Linked DNA regions of Homo sapiens: region 1 is linked to region 2. Evidence: read pairs that join two places in POLR2A ChIA-PET (ENCODE). Cell type or tissue: endothelial cell of umbilical vein. All regions are shown on one strand. Each heading gives the region's core, and the rest is flanking DNA. Links, peaks and the distances in the headings are about the cores only. Region 1 overlaps PPM1H (protein phosphatase, Mg2+/Mn2+ dependent 1H). Region 2 overlaps MON2 (MON2 regulator of endosome-to-Golgi trafficking).

What was found. Peaks named below come from ENCODE experiments on the same cell type or tissue, not always from the same donor. Only the 100,000 strongest peaks of a DNase experiment are listed, where the experiment ranks them.
Region 1: POLR2A ChIA-PET joins it to region 2 with 6 read pairs; 3 of 35 experiments call an interaction of 5 or more read pairs at or near these places.

What each region holds. Positions count from the first base shown.
Region 1 is chr12:62,814,151-62,822,141 of GRCh38, reverse strand. All of the region lies in intron 2 of PPM1H (protein phosphatase, Mg2+/Mn2+ dependent 1H), which reads left to right. Among named protein-coding and RNA genes, the nearest start is that of PPM1H, 120 kb to the left of the region's middle. In endothelial cell of umbilical vein, for the core only: no CTCF peak of the experiment used is centred there; a DNase peak (open chromatin) is centred at 4,241.
Region 2 is chr12:62,473,642-62,481,632 of GRCh38, reverse strand. The region is part of intron 1 of MON2 (MON2 regulator of endosome-to-Golgi trafficking); the gene reads right to left. Among named protein-coding and RNA genes, the nearest start is that of MON2-AS1, 7.3 kb to the left of the region's middle. In endothelial cell of umbilical vein, for the core only: no CTCF peak of the experiment used is centred there; no DNase peak of the experiment used is centred there.

The sequences.
Region 1 (7,991 bases), core at 3,122-5,621, 340 kb before region 2:
CTTCTTTGGTTTAAAGTCTGTTTTATCAGAGACTAGGATTGCAACCCTGCTTTTTTTTTGCTTTCCATTTGCTTGGTAGATCTTCCTGCATACCTTTATTTTGAGCCTATGTATGTCTCTGCACATGAGATGGGTTTCCTGAATACAGCACACTGATGGGTCTTGACTCTTTATCCAGTTTGCCAGTCTGTGTCTTTTAATTGGGGCATTTAGCCCATTCACATTCAAGGTTAATATGTGTGAATGTGATCCTGTCATTAGGATGTTAGCTGGTTATTTTGCCCATTAGTTGATGCAGTTTCTTCCTAGCACCGAAGGTCTTTACAATTTGGCATGTTTTTGCAGTGGCTGGTACCAGTTGTTCCTTTCCATGTTTAGTGCTTCCTTCAGGAGCTCTTGTAAGGCAGGCCTGGTGGTAACAAAATCTCTCAGCATTTGCTTGTCTGTAAAGGATTTTATTTCTCCTTCACTTATGAAGCTTAGTTTGGCTGGATATGAAATTCTGGGTTCTTTAAGAATGTTGAATATTGGCCCCCACTCTCTTCTGGCTTGTAGAGTTTCTGCCGAGAAATCCACTGTTAGTTTGATGGGCTTCCCTTTGCAGGTAACCCGACCTTTCTCTCTGGCTGCCCTTAACATTTTTTCCTTCATTTCAACCTTGGTGAATCTGACAATTAATGTGTCTTGGGGTTGCTCTTCTTGAGGAGTATCTTTGTGGTGGTCTCTGTATTTCCTGAATTTTAATGTTGGCCTGCCTTGCTAGGCTGGGGAAGTTCTCCTGGATCATATCCTGGCAGAGTGTTTTCCAACTTGTTTCCATTCTCCCTGTCACTTTCAGGTACACCAAACAAATGTAGATTTGGTCTTTCACATAGTCCCATATTTCTTGGAGGCTTTGTTCATTTCTTTTTACTTTTTTTTCTCTAAACTTCTCCTCTCACTTTGTTTCATTAATTTGATCTTCCATCACTGATACCCTTTCTTCCACTTGATCGAATTGGCTATCGAAGCTTGTGCATGCGTTACGTAGTTCTCTTGCCACGGTTTTCAGCTCCATCAGGTCATTTAAGGTCTTCTCTACACTGTTTATTCTAGTTAGCCATTCATCTGATCTTTTTTCAAGGTTTTTAGCTTCTTTGCAATGGGTTCGAGCATCCTCCTTTAGCTTGGAGAAGTTTGTTATTACCGACCTCCTGAAGCCTACTTCTGTCAGCTTGTCAAAGTCATTCTCCATCCAGCTTTGTTCCGTTGCTGGAGAGGAGCTGTGATCCTTTGGAGGAGAAGAGGTGCTCTGGTTTTTAGAATTTTCAGCTTTTCTGCTCTGGTTCCTCCCCATCTTTGTGGTTTTATCTACCTTTGGTCTTTGATGCTAGTGACCTACAGATGGGGTGTTGGTGTGGATGTCCTTTTTGTTGATGCTGATGCTATTCCTTTCTGTTTGTTAGTTTTCCTTCTAAGAGTCAGGTTCCTCAGCTGCAGGTCTGTTGGAGTTTCCTGGAGTTCCACTCCAGACCCTATTTGCTTAGGTATCACCAGCGGAGGCTGCAGAACCGCAATATTGCAGAACGGCAAATGTTGCTGCCTGATCGTTCCTCTGGAAGCTTTGTCTCAGAGGGGCACCCAGCCGTATGAGGTGTCAGTCGGCCCCTAATGGGAGGTGCCTCCCAGTTAGGCTACTCGGGGTTCAGGGACCCACTTGAGGAGGCAGTCTGTCCATTCTCAGATCTCAAACTCTGTGCTGGGAGAACCACTACTCTCTTCATAGACAGGGACTTTTAAGTTGCAGAAGTTTCTGCTGCCTTTTGTTCATCTACGCCCTGCCCTCAGAGGTGGGGTCTACAGAGGCAGCAGGCCTTGCAGAGCTGTGGTGGGCTCTGCCCAGTTCGAGCTTCCCCAGCCGCTTTGTTTACCTACTCAAGCTTCAGCAGTGGCAGACGCCTCTCCCCCTACTAGGCTGCTGCCTCACCGGTTGATCTCAGACTGCTGCGCTAGCAGTGAGCAAGGCTTCTTAGGTGTGGGACCTGCTAAGCCAGGTGCCATTTGCTAAGGCCATTGGAAAAGCGCAGTATTTGGGCGGGAGTGTCCTGATTTTCCAGGTACAATCTGCCATGGATTCCCTTGGCTGGGAAAGGGAATTCCCCGACCCCTTGCGCTTCCCAGGTGAGGCAATGCCCCACCCTGCTTCGGCTCGCCCTCTTTGGGCTGCACTCACTGTCCAACCAGTCCCAATGAGATGAACCAGGTACCTCAGTTCGAAATGCAGAAATCACTGTCTTCTGCATCAATCCCACTGGGAGCTGCACACCAGAGCTGTTTCCATTCGGCCATCTTGGAACCGACTCGTGTTTGAGCTCTTGACAGTGGCACCTGACTTAAAAGAAATAAAATACAAATTAATTTCGGGTTTCATCTGCATATAAGTAAAAAGTCAGGAGCTAAAGAAGCAATGTTTGAAATAAGTAAAACAACAACAACAACAACAAAACAAACTTAAAAGGCACACAAATTTAAATGTTTTAAGGTGTTCTGCACTGTAGTATTTTAGCCTGAAGAAATGTAAGGGGATGTGGTTGAAGTTTTCTAGTCTCCATCTCCAACACTCTTGAATGGATCTAGGTTTTGTTCTGTTTTGTCTTTTAATTAAGAGTTTAGTGATATAACTTATAATACAGAAACAATAAACATTTCTCCTTTGGGGTTAAGAAAGCAATGTTTGGCCAGGTACGGTGGCTCACGCCTGTAATCCCAGCACTTTGGGAGGCCGAGGCAGGTGGATCATGAGTTCAGGAGTTCAAGACAAGCCTGGCCAAGAAGGTGAACCCATCTTTACTAAAAATACAAAAAATTAGCCGGGTGCAGTGGCAGGCGCCTGTAATGCCAGTTACTCGGGAGGCTGAGGCAGGAGAATCACTTTAACTTGGAGGGCAGAGGTTGCAGTGAGCTGAGATCACGCCACTGCACTCCAGCCTGGCGACAGAGTGAGACTCCATCTCAAAAAAAAAAAAAAAAAAGCAATGTTTTGGCCGGCGCAGTGGCTCACGCCTGTACTCCCAGCACTTTTGGAGGCCGAGGCAAGGTGGATTCCCTGAGCTCAGGAGTTCGCAACTAGCCTGGGCAAAACAGTGAAACCCCGTCTCTACTGAAACACAAAAAATTAGCTGGGCTTGGTGGCATATGCCTGTATTCCCAGCTTCTTGGGAGTCTGAGGCAGGAGAATTGCTTGAACCCAGGAGGTGGAGGTTACAGTGGGCCAAGATCACACCACTGCACTCCAGCCTGGGCAACTGAGTGAGACTCCATCTCAAAAAAAAAAAAAAAAAGAAAAAGAAAAAGCAACATTTTGAGATATTTGATGAAGCAGGTATGTAGTATAGTAGAGAAGGGCGTTCTCAATGACAAATGAAGGTGGAACTTTTCTTGTGCCTGGATCATTTTTGGGTAGCTTAATGTGAAGAGCTATAAGCCCACAGTCTGGCAAATAGCAAATAGATACTCTTTGGCAATGTGCAAGCCTCTTGACATGCCTACCTCTGAGAACTGATTTGGAAACAGGATGGGTGGCCAGGAAAGAAGGAAATCTACAATTCTAGCACTTCCAAAAGACACTTTCATGAGACTGTCTCTTAGGAAAGCTGCTGTAAGCTTGTTGAGGACAATACCTTATTCCCAATGGCCTCCTGATTCCCACAGAAGGCTTTTTAATTAACCAGCTCAAGATTTGTGCACATGAATCACCATTGCTAGCTCTTCTTTCCTTTGACTTGGAAGGTTATAAAGAGTCTTTATTTATCATACTGATTGCCATACTCAGGTGAAAACACAGCTTTTCCAAGAGCTTTTTCTTCTTAGTTCCCAAATATTTAGTCATTCCAGGAATGAGATAAGAGGAGGAGGGTACCAAGTGACTTCTCTGTGGAAGGAGAAAGAGATCACTCTGAAAGGCATGTCATAACCTAGTGTTAAGAAGTGCGTGTACTTACATAAGATGCGTGGGTGGGAAATATTTAGGGTATTGTGGCCATAACCAGGAAATTTTTTTGCCCACGTCTGACTCCCTATTTCGAACAGATTGTTTTTGGCTTGAGACTAGACTTCTGAACACATGCATTCCAAGTCTACTTCCTTAGGAGCACCCTTGTGTTGTTTAATTTAGCCAAAACACATCAAAGTGTGTGGTTTCAGTATCTGCTAGTTCAGTGTCTAATTACAATAACAGGAGATGGCTGTGTCAGCATCTCGGCCAAGACCATCAGCAGGGGAGAGGAAAGCTGATTATCTTTCTCAGCAGAGGACGGGGCAGCACTGTGGGAACTCCAGGCAAATAGGATCAAAATGGGGCAGGGAAAGGCAAAAGGAACATGAGAAAGGGACTATTTCAACTTTCCGAACTGAGGTTTTGCCATTCTTTTTATCTGTTTTTGTAAGAAGTACTCTTTCACCCCCGAAACATGAAATGAAGGTTGCTTCTGGTTCTACAACAGCAGCCCTTTGGAATATTTCGCCCTCATCAGGCAGTTGGCTCCCTGCAATGATGTCAGCTATAAAAATGCAATAGGAGCAGCCTTTTATTCATCTCATTTTATTATGCTAAAATTTTGTTCCTTGTTCTGCACATGTGAAGAAAATAAGAATTTTCTTTTCTTCTTAGTTTTTTTTTTGTTTGTTTGTTTGTTTTTTTTTGAGACAGGGTCTCTCTCTGTTGTCCAGACTGGAGTGCAGTGGCGCTATCTTGGCTCACTGCAAGCTCCGCCTGCCAGGTTCACGCCATTCTCCTGCCTCAGCCTCCTGGGTAGCTGGGACTACAGGCGCCCGCCACCACGCCCGGCTAATTTTTTGTATTTTTAGTAGAGACGGGGTTTCACCGTGTTAGCCAGGATGGTCTGGATCTCCTGACCTTATGATCTGCCCGCCTCAGCCTCCCAAAGTGCTGGGATAATAGGCATGAACCACTGCGCCTGGCCAGTTTTTTTTTTTTTTTTTCTTTTTTTTAGTTTTTTTTTTTTTCTTTTTTTTTTTTTTTTTTTTAGTAATGCAGTGGTTTCTTTCAAAACTCTTTTAGTTCTAGGGACATAGAACTCTTGCCAGTGATTAAGATGGATGATTTTAAAACCAGGAATTGAGGAGGCTGATGTCAGCTAGAATCCCTTTAAAGGCCCCTTATTGGTGGGTGTTGGATTACTCTGAAGACCAGGTTTGACCAAAATGTACATAGTAGCTGAGAACACAACATGGTTTCACTATAGTTTCCCACTGTGGCAAAATGTAAGGTGCAAGGAAAATAAATCATGTTGAGATGGAAATTTCTTCTTGCTTCACTTATAATCTGACTTCCCACAGCTTTAAGTGGGAAGAACATTGTCAAGGGCAATAAACTTTATTTTCTTCTTTCATTTCTTCTAAAAAAAAAAACCAAAACCATAAATAATACTCAGCACTCGTGTACCAGACGCCGATTTTAGTGCCTTGCTGGTATTAATTTATTTAACCTTATATAGGCTAAGTATCCCTTATCCAAAATGTTTGAAACCAGAAGTGTTTTGGATTTCAGATTTTTTCAGATTTTGGACTATTTGCATATACATAATGAGATATCTTGGGAATGAGACCCAAGTTTAAACACAGAATTCATTAGTGTTTTGTATGCAGCTTACACACATAGTCTGAAGGTAGTCTTATTTCTCCATGGGGTTGCTAAATAAACCAAATGTAGTGTGCCTGTGTTTCTACCATGACCCACTGAGATCAGGTGTAGAATTCTCCACTTGTGATGTCACGTCCGTGCTCAAAAGTTTTGGATTTCAGAGCATTTTCCAGACTTTTGGATTAGGAGTGCCCAAACTGTAATATGTGCATAAATATGTATTATTATTGCCTTTTTTAACTGGTGAGGAAGCTGAGGCACAGAGCTAGAAAGTGTAGATCTTGATTCGACCCAGGCAGTCTGGCCTCAGTGTCTAGACTTACACCATGCTGCCTCTGTATCCATTAGCAGTTGAGACATGGAGCAGGAAAATCTCTTTGAGAAAGTCAGACATCAAGGAAGAATAACTCCTAATGTTGACATGTATAATTTCAATAAAATTTGACACTAAATATTTTCTCATTTCCATTATGATTTCTCTTTTGATATGGGAGTTAGTTAGCAGTGTCCCCTGTCAACTCAGAAACTGTAATAGCTGTTACTAAGATGAAAAACAGAGCTAAAATGAAATTATCATCTTCTCTTTATAGTCCATTTTCTTGCTAAATTATAGAAAGACCATCATTTGCATAAACCATGGGAAGAAAAAAAAGCCCTCTGATTGGATAAGCATGAATACCTGAGTTTGAATCCTGCCTCTGCCCCTTACTAGATGTGTTATCTTGTGCAAGTCAGTCGGCTTCTCCATACCTCAATTTTCCCATCTGTAAATTGGTTATAACAGGTACTATTTCATAGGCTTATTAGAGTGAAGTGAGTTAAAATATGAAAAGTGCTTAGAATAGTGCATGGGGTAGGTGCTCAATAAATATTATCTATTGTTGTTGTTGTTTCTAATAGTGGATTGGCAACTGCACTTCAGTATTATTTCACAGTACTTATGTTTTTTCCATAAACTAATTTAGGGAGAAGTTGTTGATGTATAAACTAATAGTTTAAGAATATTCTCGAGTTGATTCTAGAATAAATCACAATGCAATTTAGCAAAAACCGTTATAAACTTTGTACTTCCTTTTATAAATTAATGTTTTAAGACAGGTCTAAATTGCCATTTAAAAACAAAAGTCAAACTTACTAAACCTATCCTGCACCTTACTGCCTCATTATGTTGGAGGAATTGAACCAAAGAAACCTGCAATTCATATTGTCATATCCTGAGAAGGAAGCAGCATATTCATTAAAGTATATGAAATTAAGGGATTTTTTTCCTCCACTGCAGAGCAGAGTATCCGAACAATTTAGTCAAAAAAAAAGAGGTATGGTAAAAAGCGAACAACGCTGTAGGGTCATGGCTCCATGTGGACAGCAATAGAACGTGAGCCCTAGGAAGGTCTTTCATGAAGTCACTCAAATGTTTTCTCATCTCTACCTCCTCATTGGCTTATTCTTCTCCCTTTCACTGTGGTACTGTGAGGATCAGATGGAAAACTGGACATTGAAAGCCCTGTGGATGGAATGCCTATAGCAGATACTCTGGACTGTGCATTATCATCTTCACTGAGATTCCTGGAAAACTGGCCAGAAAGTTTGTGGAAATCAAACCATATAATCACATATATAGTGGGGAAACAGAAAAATATGGCAACTCTGTTTCCCCAAGGGGAAGTGATCAATCCCTTTTCTTTGGTAGTGGGAGAGACGGGGTAGAAAGTGCATTCTGTGCTCATACAGGACATTTTGTAAAATCAACGATGAGATGTCACTCAAAGTGGGATTTCTACATTTGTGATAGGCCTTTCCTGCTGTTGATATGGCCCCTCCACCGGTTGTATAAATACCTGAATAGTTAGGGTGGCAAAGGGAAGAATAATATTAAATAAGCTAAGGACTTGTGAATGCTACCAGGAGGATACCACTTTTTCCCTTCAGACAACTATTTCTAAATTAACAGTCTCCAAATCGTAAGTTAAAAACAATTTTTTTGGCAGGGTGTGGTGGCTCATGCCTGTAATTTCACAGCATTGGGAGACCAAGGCAGGAGGGTCACTTGAGGCCAGGAGTTTGAGACCCAGCCTGGGCAACATAGCAAGACCCTCTCTACAAAAAATTTAAAAATTAGCCAGGTGTGGTGGCACATGCCTGTAGTCCTAGCTTCTTGGGGCGGCCAACGTGGGAGGATAGCTTGAGGCCAGGAGTTCCAGACTAGCTTGGGCAAAATAAGGAGAACTCATCTCTACAAAAATAAAAATAAAAAATAAAGCCTGGTGTGGTGGTGCACTCATGGTCCCATCTACTCAGGAGGCTGAGGTGGGAGGATGGCTTGAACCCAGGAGACTGAGGCTGCAGTGAA
Region 2 (7,991 bases), core at 3,284-5,783:
ATATTAGAAACACCAGAAGCTTTTAAATAAGTCCTGATGCCCCGATTGCAACCTAGTTAAGCCAGAATGACTGCTGGTGGGAGACAGCCATCAGTAATTTTTTTTTTTTTTTTTTTTGAGACGGAGTCTCGCTCTGTTGCCCAGGCTGGCTCCATCTCTGCTCACTGCAAGCTCCGCCTCCCGGGTTCACGCCATTCTCCTGCCTCAGCCTCCTGAGCAGCTGGGACTACAGGCACCCGCCACCACACCCAGCTAATTTTTTGTATTTTTAGTAGAGACGAGGTTTCACCATGTTAGCCAGGATGGTCTCCATCACCTGACCTCGTGATCCGCCCGCCTCAGCCTCCCAAAGTGCTGGGATTACAGGCGTGAGCCACCACGCCTGGCCGAGCCATCAGTATTTTTAAAAATCTTCACGTGATTCCAATATACGGTAAAATTTAAGAGACTACAGCAATAATATAAGCAAGAGATGATGATGGATTGGCCCAAGATTGTTAGTGATAGAGATGGTAAGAAGTGGTGAGATTCTCGATATACCTTGAAGATGTACAAACCACAGCAAATTTACTACTGTAAAAATTATAGAACACTGAAATTATTATGTGTATTTTGTAACATTCACACACCCCATCTCAAATTATCTTGGATCAATTTCTTACTGAGGCAGTGGAAATTAATCTGTGGTCACTGAAATTTCCTCCATCATCATTTTCGAGTTTAACTTCTCCCCTTTCTCACTATGGCCCTATATACCTTGCATAGGTCCAAAGTCAATATGTGGTTTTGCTTCGGTGCAAACCAAGATTGATTAAATTGAACCATCATAAATATGGATGTAATTTATCCAGACTTTCTAAATTCTAGTCAGTCAAACCTTAACGGTTTCCAAAATCCATCCTGTAGCGTGCTAGATGATAGATGTCAGTAAATGATTTCAAATTCGCCATAGTCCTGATTTCCTGAGATGAATAAGAGTTGAACCATGAATGTGTGCACATGTCTAATAAATATCTTTATGCAAACACACAATAAGGAGAAGGAAAAGGAAGTTTGTTTTTCATTTTGAGACCAGGTCTTACTCTGTCACCCAGGCTGAAGTGTTAATGGCAGGATCACAGATCACTGCAGCACGGACCCCTAGGCTCAAGCAATCCATCCATCTCAGCCTCCTGAGTAGCCTGGGACCACAGGCACACACCACCACACCTGGCTGATTTTTTTTGTTTTTTGTTTTGTAGAGACAGGGTCTCCCTATGCTGTCTAGGCTGGTCTCAAACTCCTGGACTCAAGCGATTCCCCTGTCTCAGCTTCCCAAAGTGCTGAGATTATAGGGGTGAGCCACCGTGCCTGGTCAAGTATTTTTTAAGTAGTTCCAAAATGGTATTTTAAAAGATACGTAACCAGTATTTTCATTCCTAAATTCAAGGAATTGCCAAAAGGACTGTTTGTTGCCTTAGATATAATTAGACCTATCACATAGCTCCTCATTTTTAACATACAAGTTTCTACTGTCAAAATACTCTGGAATTGTATCATCTTATTCTCATAGGCACCCTGTGTTGATGGAAAATTTCACTATCAATGATTATTGACACACTTGTATATCACTTAGGTATGAAATAAGACTAGCCTATATCTTTAAGGTTATTCTGTATGAACAGAGGTCTTCGCAATCAGATTTCCTTCTATGTATCAAGGATTGCAGGTGTGAAAAAAAATTGTTAGCTTCTTGCTTTAAAAGTATTCCCTATTCTGATCAGATACCACGTATATCTGCAGGGAACCTAATAAATTGTAAACATGGTTGTTGTTGTTTTTCCTTAATTGATACTCATGCAAAAAAAAAGAAGAAAAGAAGATGAAAAAAGTTCTACAGACTTGAATAGAAATGATATAGGTTAAGGTAAGTAATCTTATCTACTGCTGAGGACAATCTATGAGTTGGAAAGAATGCCAAAGCCTTAAATACACTGCAGCGTTTAATATGTTACTCTTAATCTTCTCAAGAAACATTTTCTTCTTTTCTCAAAACCCTTTGCTGACTGCTTTTCTAAGACCACCTAGAATATCCTTGACCTCATTTCTCACTCAGTAAACTCTTCCTGTGTAATACCATACAGCCAGGCCTCCGTATCCACTGGTTTTGCATCTGCAGATTCAACCAACTGCAGATCAAAAATATTTGGGGGGGGGGGGGGATATACACACACACACACACATTTTAAAATACAGCATAACAACTATTTACATAGCATTTACACTGTATTAGGTATTATCTAGAAATGACTGAAATTATATGGGAAGATATGCACACGTTATGTGCAAATATTACAACATTTCATATCAGGGGCTTGAATATCCTCAGATTTTGGTATTCCCTGGGGTTCTTGGAACCAATTCCCTGCAGATATCAAAGGATGGCTGTAATTTCATGGTTTCATTTACTTTCTAACTGCTGAAGACTTCTAAATTATATTCCTGTTCCTGATCTGTCTCCTATACTACAGAAATTATTAACCTAAATGTTTAAAAGGCACCTTAAATTCGACATGTTGAAAATAGATGTTATCATTTCCTTCTACCCCCAAACTCCTACCTCAGCCAGAAAAATCTATTTCTTCTTTCTACAATTTCTGTTTTTCTTACCAGCAGCATCATCTATCCAGTCACTGACCAGATACCAGGGTTTTTTCCCTCAACTCACAAGTCTAATCAGCCATGAAGTCTTTTTGGTTAACCTATCTTGTACCTTTTTCTCAAATCTCACTCCCACACTTTAGTTCAACACTCATTATCAACCTAAATGAAGAAATGTCTCTACCTACAATCATGTCCTCCATCCATCCACTGTCTCAATTCTTCAATGATTCCCTAGTGCCCACTCCTACCAGTGTTTCTCAAAATTTAGTACAGTAGTGTAAGGACATCTTTTAAAAGGAAGAAACAAACTATGGACCTACCCAGTCATTGACAAATTTACATGTATATATAAATACAATCAGGAATATACTCTTTATAGGTCTTAAATTATAATGCCAACATATTCACAAATGAAATACAAACCCAAATTGTACTAATTTAATGTGACAAATAATGCTTTGCTGAAATTAAACCATTAGTAACAACAAGATGATAGCTATAGACTTATGGTGCAGGTCCTTCTGATTTTGTCACCCTCCTAGTGTCATAAGCAGTGACGGAAATCTTTTCTTCCATCACTTTCTTCTACGGTAACTACTGAAAAGTCTTTCTACCTTTAGTACTGTCTATGGCTTGTACCTGTAACACTTTATCTTATTCATCTCATTATGTCTGTTTCTTCATACTACCTATAAGAATAATAAAGATAAGAAATAGATCTCATTCATAGCTCTATATTATTGTCTATCCCAGTGCCTTTCATACAGTAGCTATATAATAAATGTTCCCAAGGGAAGAAATGGAAAGTTCTAAATGTACCAGAAAAACTTGTTGGTATTTTATACACACACACACACACACACACACAAATTATATCTACAAGTGCCAATTCTAACTCACTTAAAAAGGGGAGAGAGAGGGATGGACTTTACTGTATCACAAATTGAAACATGCAGAGGAAGTCTGATCCAGAGATTTACAATGTCATCAGGGTTGCAGTTTCACTTATCTGCCATTCTCTTGGTTCTGCCCTGTTCCATGAGTAGGTTCATCCTCAGGCTACATCCAACCTTGGCAACAACGGCTGCAGCCATTCCACACCTCAAATTTCATATGACACCATTTTGAAGGAAAGAAAGGGTCTCTTTCAGTAGCTCTAGAGAAAGAAAGAGAAAACTTTTCTTTCCCAGAAGCACTCACTAGCATTATGTAACTTGCGCAGGAATGGAGGTGAGGTGGGGAGCAGTTAGGAGGATTTAAAGTAGACTAATCTAGGCCAGAAGTAGTGGCTCACGCCTGTAATCCCAGCACTTTGGGAGGTCAAGGCGAGAGGATCGCTTGAGCCTCAGAGCTCGTGACCGCCTGGGCAACATAGGCAGATGCTGTCTCTAAAAAAAAAAAAAAAAAATTAGGCAAACGTGGTGGTGTGAGCCTGTAGTATCAGATACTCGAGAGGCTGAGGTGGGAGCTCAGGAGGTCGAGGCTACAGTGAGTTGTGATTGCACTGCCACACTCCGGCCTGGGCAACAGAGAAAGACCCTGTCTCAACATAAATAAATAAATATAAAGTAGATTAAGTTAATCATGGTACCCTAGAGTTAGGAATGAGAATCCAAAGGGTTGAAAATGAGAGAAGAACATAGCCTACCAACGAAGGAAGCAAAAGGGAATGGATGGTAGCAAAGGAATTAACAAATGTCCACTCAAAACTATGTATAGATTTACACACACAAAAAAAGTTATTTAAAAGGTTACTTTTTTTTCACAAAAGTTGCTGTTCTGCTTGGTTTTGTTTTTGAGATAAGGCATCACTCTATCAACAGTAGTGTAAGGACATCCTTTGAAAGGAAAAAACAAACTATGGACCTACCCAGTACAGTGACGCCTTCATAACTCACTGCAGCATTGAATTCCTGGGCTCAACCAATCCTCCTGCCTCAGTCTCCCAAATGGCCGGGACTATAGGCACACACCACCACGTCCAGCTAATTTTTTAGTAGAGATGGGGGTCTTGCTATGTTGCCCAGGCTAGTCTCGAATTCCTATCTCAGTGATCCTCCAGTCTTCGCCTCCCAAAGTCCCAGGATTATATGCATAAGCTTCCACACCTAACCCCTGCTCTGTTTTTAAATAACAAATGTTTTTCACGACTTCTATGAGAATAAAACCTGGATATTAAGGCAAATTTACCAAAGGTCCAAATTATTTTTCCACAGGACACAGCATGAAACAAGAGCTAAAGAAGAAATGTGAGGCTGGGCATGGTGGCTCATGCCTGTAATCCCACTACTTTGGGAGGCTGAGGTGGGTGGATAATTTGAAGTCAGGCATTCAAGACTAGCCTGGCCAACATAGTGAAACCCCGTCTCTACTAAAAATACAAAAAATTAGCCGGTCAGTAGTGGTGTGCACCTGTAATACCAGCTACTCAGGAGGCTGAGGCAAGAGAATCGCTTGAGCCTGGGAGGCATAGGTTGCAGTAAGCCTAGATCATGCCACTGCACTCCAGCCTGGGCAATGGAGCGAGACTCTGCCTCAAAAAAAAAAAAAAAGTGAAATTCAAGTTAATGGCAACTTAGATAAAATAATATACTAATGAGACACAAGAGAGGTATGGAGCTGCCTGAAGACTTGTGATTTCAGATGTCAGGTAAAATCAAAAGACCCGAAGTCAAGTGTACACTGGGAGTACTTGATACATCTAGAACACCCTTTAGGTGACAAAATGCTCACAAAACAAATACTACATTGAAATCAATAAGATTTTCTTCTGTAACATTCAATTATTCTACAACCCTAAAACCTTCTAAAAATATATACCTATATGACATTCTATTCTAGAACCTCTGGCTTCTAGAAAACAAAATTTCCTTAACAAATCAAAGACTGGAATGCAGATTACATGTATATAACTAAAAATATATACATGGTATTCCCACATAGGTGGTATGCTTTTTCCTTCCTTTTCTTTTCTTTTTGAGACGGAGTTTAGCTCTCGTTGCCCAGGCTGGAGTGCAATGGCGAGATCTCGGCTCACTGCAACCTCCACCTCCCGGGTTCAAGTGATTCTCCTGCCTCAGCCTCCCGAGTAGCTGGGATTACAGGCGTCCGCCACCATGCCCAGGTAATTTTTTGTATTTTTAGTAGAGATGGGGTTTCACCACATTGGCCAGGCTGGTCGTGAACTCCTGACCTCAGGTTATCAGCCCGCCTCAGCCTCCCAAAGTGCTGGGATTACAGGCATGAGCCACTGTGCCCGGCTGAAGACTAAATTTTTAAGAAAAGGAGGATGGGTGTGGTGGCTCACGCTTGTAATCCCAGCACTTTGGGAGGCTGAGGCGGGCAGATCATGAGGTCAGGAGTTCATGACCAGCCTGGCCAACATGGTGAAACTAAAATACAAAATTACTAAAAATACTAAATTACTAAATGCTAAATTCACTATAGTGCAAAGCATTTGTATACCTAGGAGGTGCTAATTAGATACTTGTTGAAGATTAATTTTTTTTTTTAAAGATAGAGTTTCACTCTTTCACCCAGGCTAAATTACTAGATTACTGAAAATATTCTACCAAAAATACAAAAATTAGCTGGGCATGATAGCGGGCGCCTGTAATCCCAGCCACTTTGGAGGCTGAGGCATGAGAATCACTTGAACCTGGGAGGTGGGGGTTGCAGTGAGCCAAGATTACACCACTACACTCCAGCCTGGGCAAGAGTGAGAGACTCCATCTCCAAAAATAACAACAACAACAAAAAAACAAAGAAGCCATAACATGAAAGACAGAAGCAGTAGGACATATTTGGAGACTAGCAGGTAACCTAGTTGGGGTGAAGCATAAAGGCATATGAAGAAGATTTGAGGGTGATAAAGCTAAAAAGGAAGGTTAGGAAAATCAAGAGAATATTAAATGCTATGTTAGAGTCCTATAAGTAGAGTAGACATTGTGGGCTTCTGCATGGGTGACATACAGAATGATTTGAAGTCATGTATGCTATTAATGTATGTCAAAGGCCAGGCATAATGTTACTAATAGAATCTGGAACTAGCATAATAGCTGAGAAAACAGAAAAAAGGAGAAGTATGCTAAAAATTACAGAGCTGGAAGGAACAGGTGACAGTGAATAAAGAGAGATGAGGGAGAGAAGATAGCCAAATATGACTAAAGTAGGCAACAGTGCTAGATACCATTAACAAAACAACTGAAATAGGGGGAAAATGACGTTTTGAGGAAAAGACCAGTTCAATTACAAGAAGTTCTATCTGGCTGGCCGCGATGGCTCACACCTGTAATCCTAGCACTTTGAGAGGCCGAGGCGGGCAGATAACCTGAGGTCGGGAGTTTGAGACCAGCCTGACCAACACAGAGAAACCCCGTCTCTACTAAATATACAAAATTAGCCAGACATGGTGATGGGCATCTGTAATCCCAGCTACTCAGGAAGCTGAGGCAAGAGAATCACTCGAACCCGGGAGGCAGAAGTTGCGGTGAGCCGAGATTGCACCACTGCACTCCAGCCTGGATAACATGAGTGAAACTCGTCTCAAAAGAAAAGAAAAGAAAAAGAAGAGGCCAGGCGCAGTGGCTCACACCTGTAACCCCAACACTTTGGGAGGCCGAGGCGGGCGGATCACCTGAGGTCAGGAGTTCGAGACCAGCCTGGCCAACATGGTGAAACCCATCTCTACTGAAAATACAAAAATTAGCTGGGCGTGGTGGCAGGCGCCTGTAATCCCAGCTACTCAGGAGGCTGAGGCAGGAGAATCGCTTGAACCTGGGAGGCGGAGGTTGCAGTGAGCTGAGATCGCACCATTGCACTTAAGCCTGGGGGACAAGAGCGAGACTTTGTCTCAGAAAAAAAAAAAAAAGAAAAGAAAAGAAAAAGAAGAAGTTCTACTGACGCATGTGAAAAAACGTCCTAGATGTGTTTGATGTGCAGCTGGAAATGCAGATCTACACTCAGTAAAGAGAGCAAATGACTGAAGTAGATTTAAGAGTCATCAGCATCGCAGCAAGTCCAGAGGCAATAGGAGTGGATGATGCCAAGCAGGTGAGCATGGAGAAAGGAAGGATCTGAAGAGAGAACCTGGGAGACACTTGTATGTAAAGAAAAGGATGGCCGGGCACAGTGGCTCGGGTCTGTAATCCCAGCACTTTGGGAGGCTGAGGCAGGTGGATTGCTTGAGCTCAGGGGTTTGCGACCAGCCCAGGCAACATGGCAAAACCCTGTCACTATGAAAAAATACAAAAATTTGCCAGCCGTGGTGGCATCTGCCTACAGTCCCAGCTACTCAGGAGGCTGAGGTGGGAGGATCATTTGAGCCTGGGAGACAGAGGCTGCAGTGA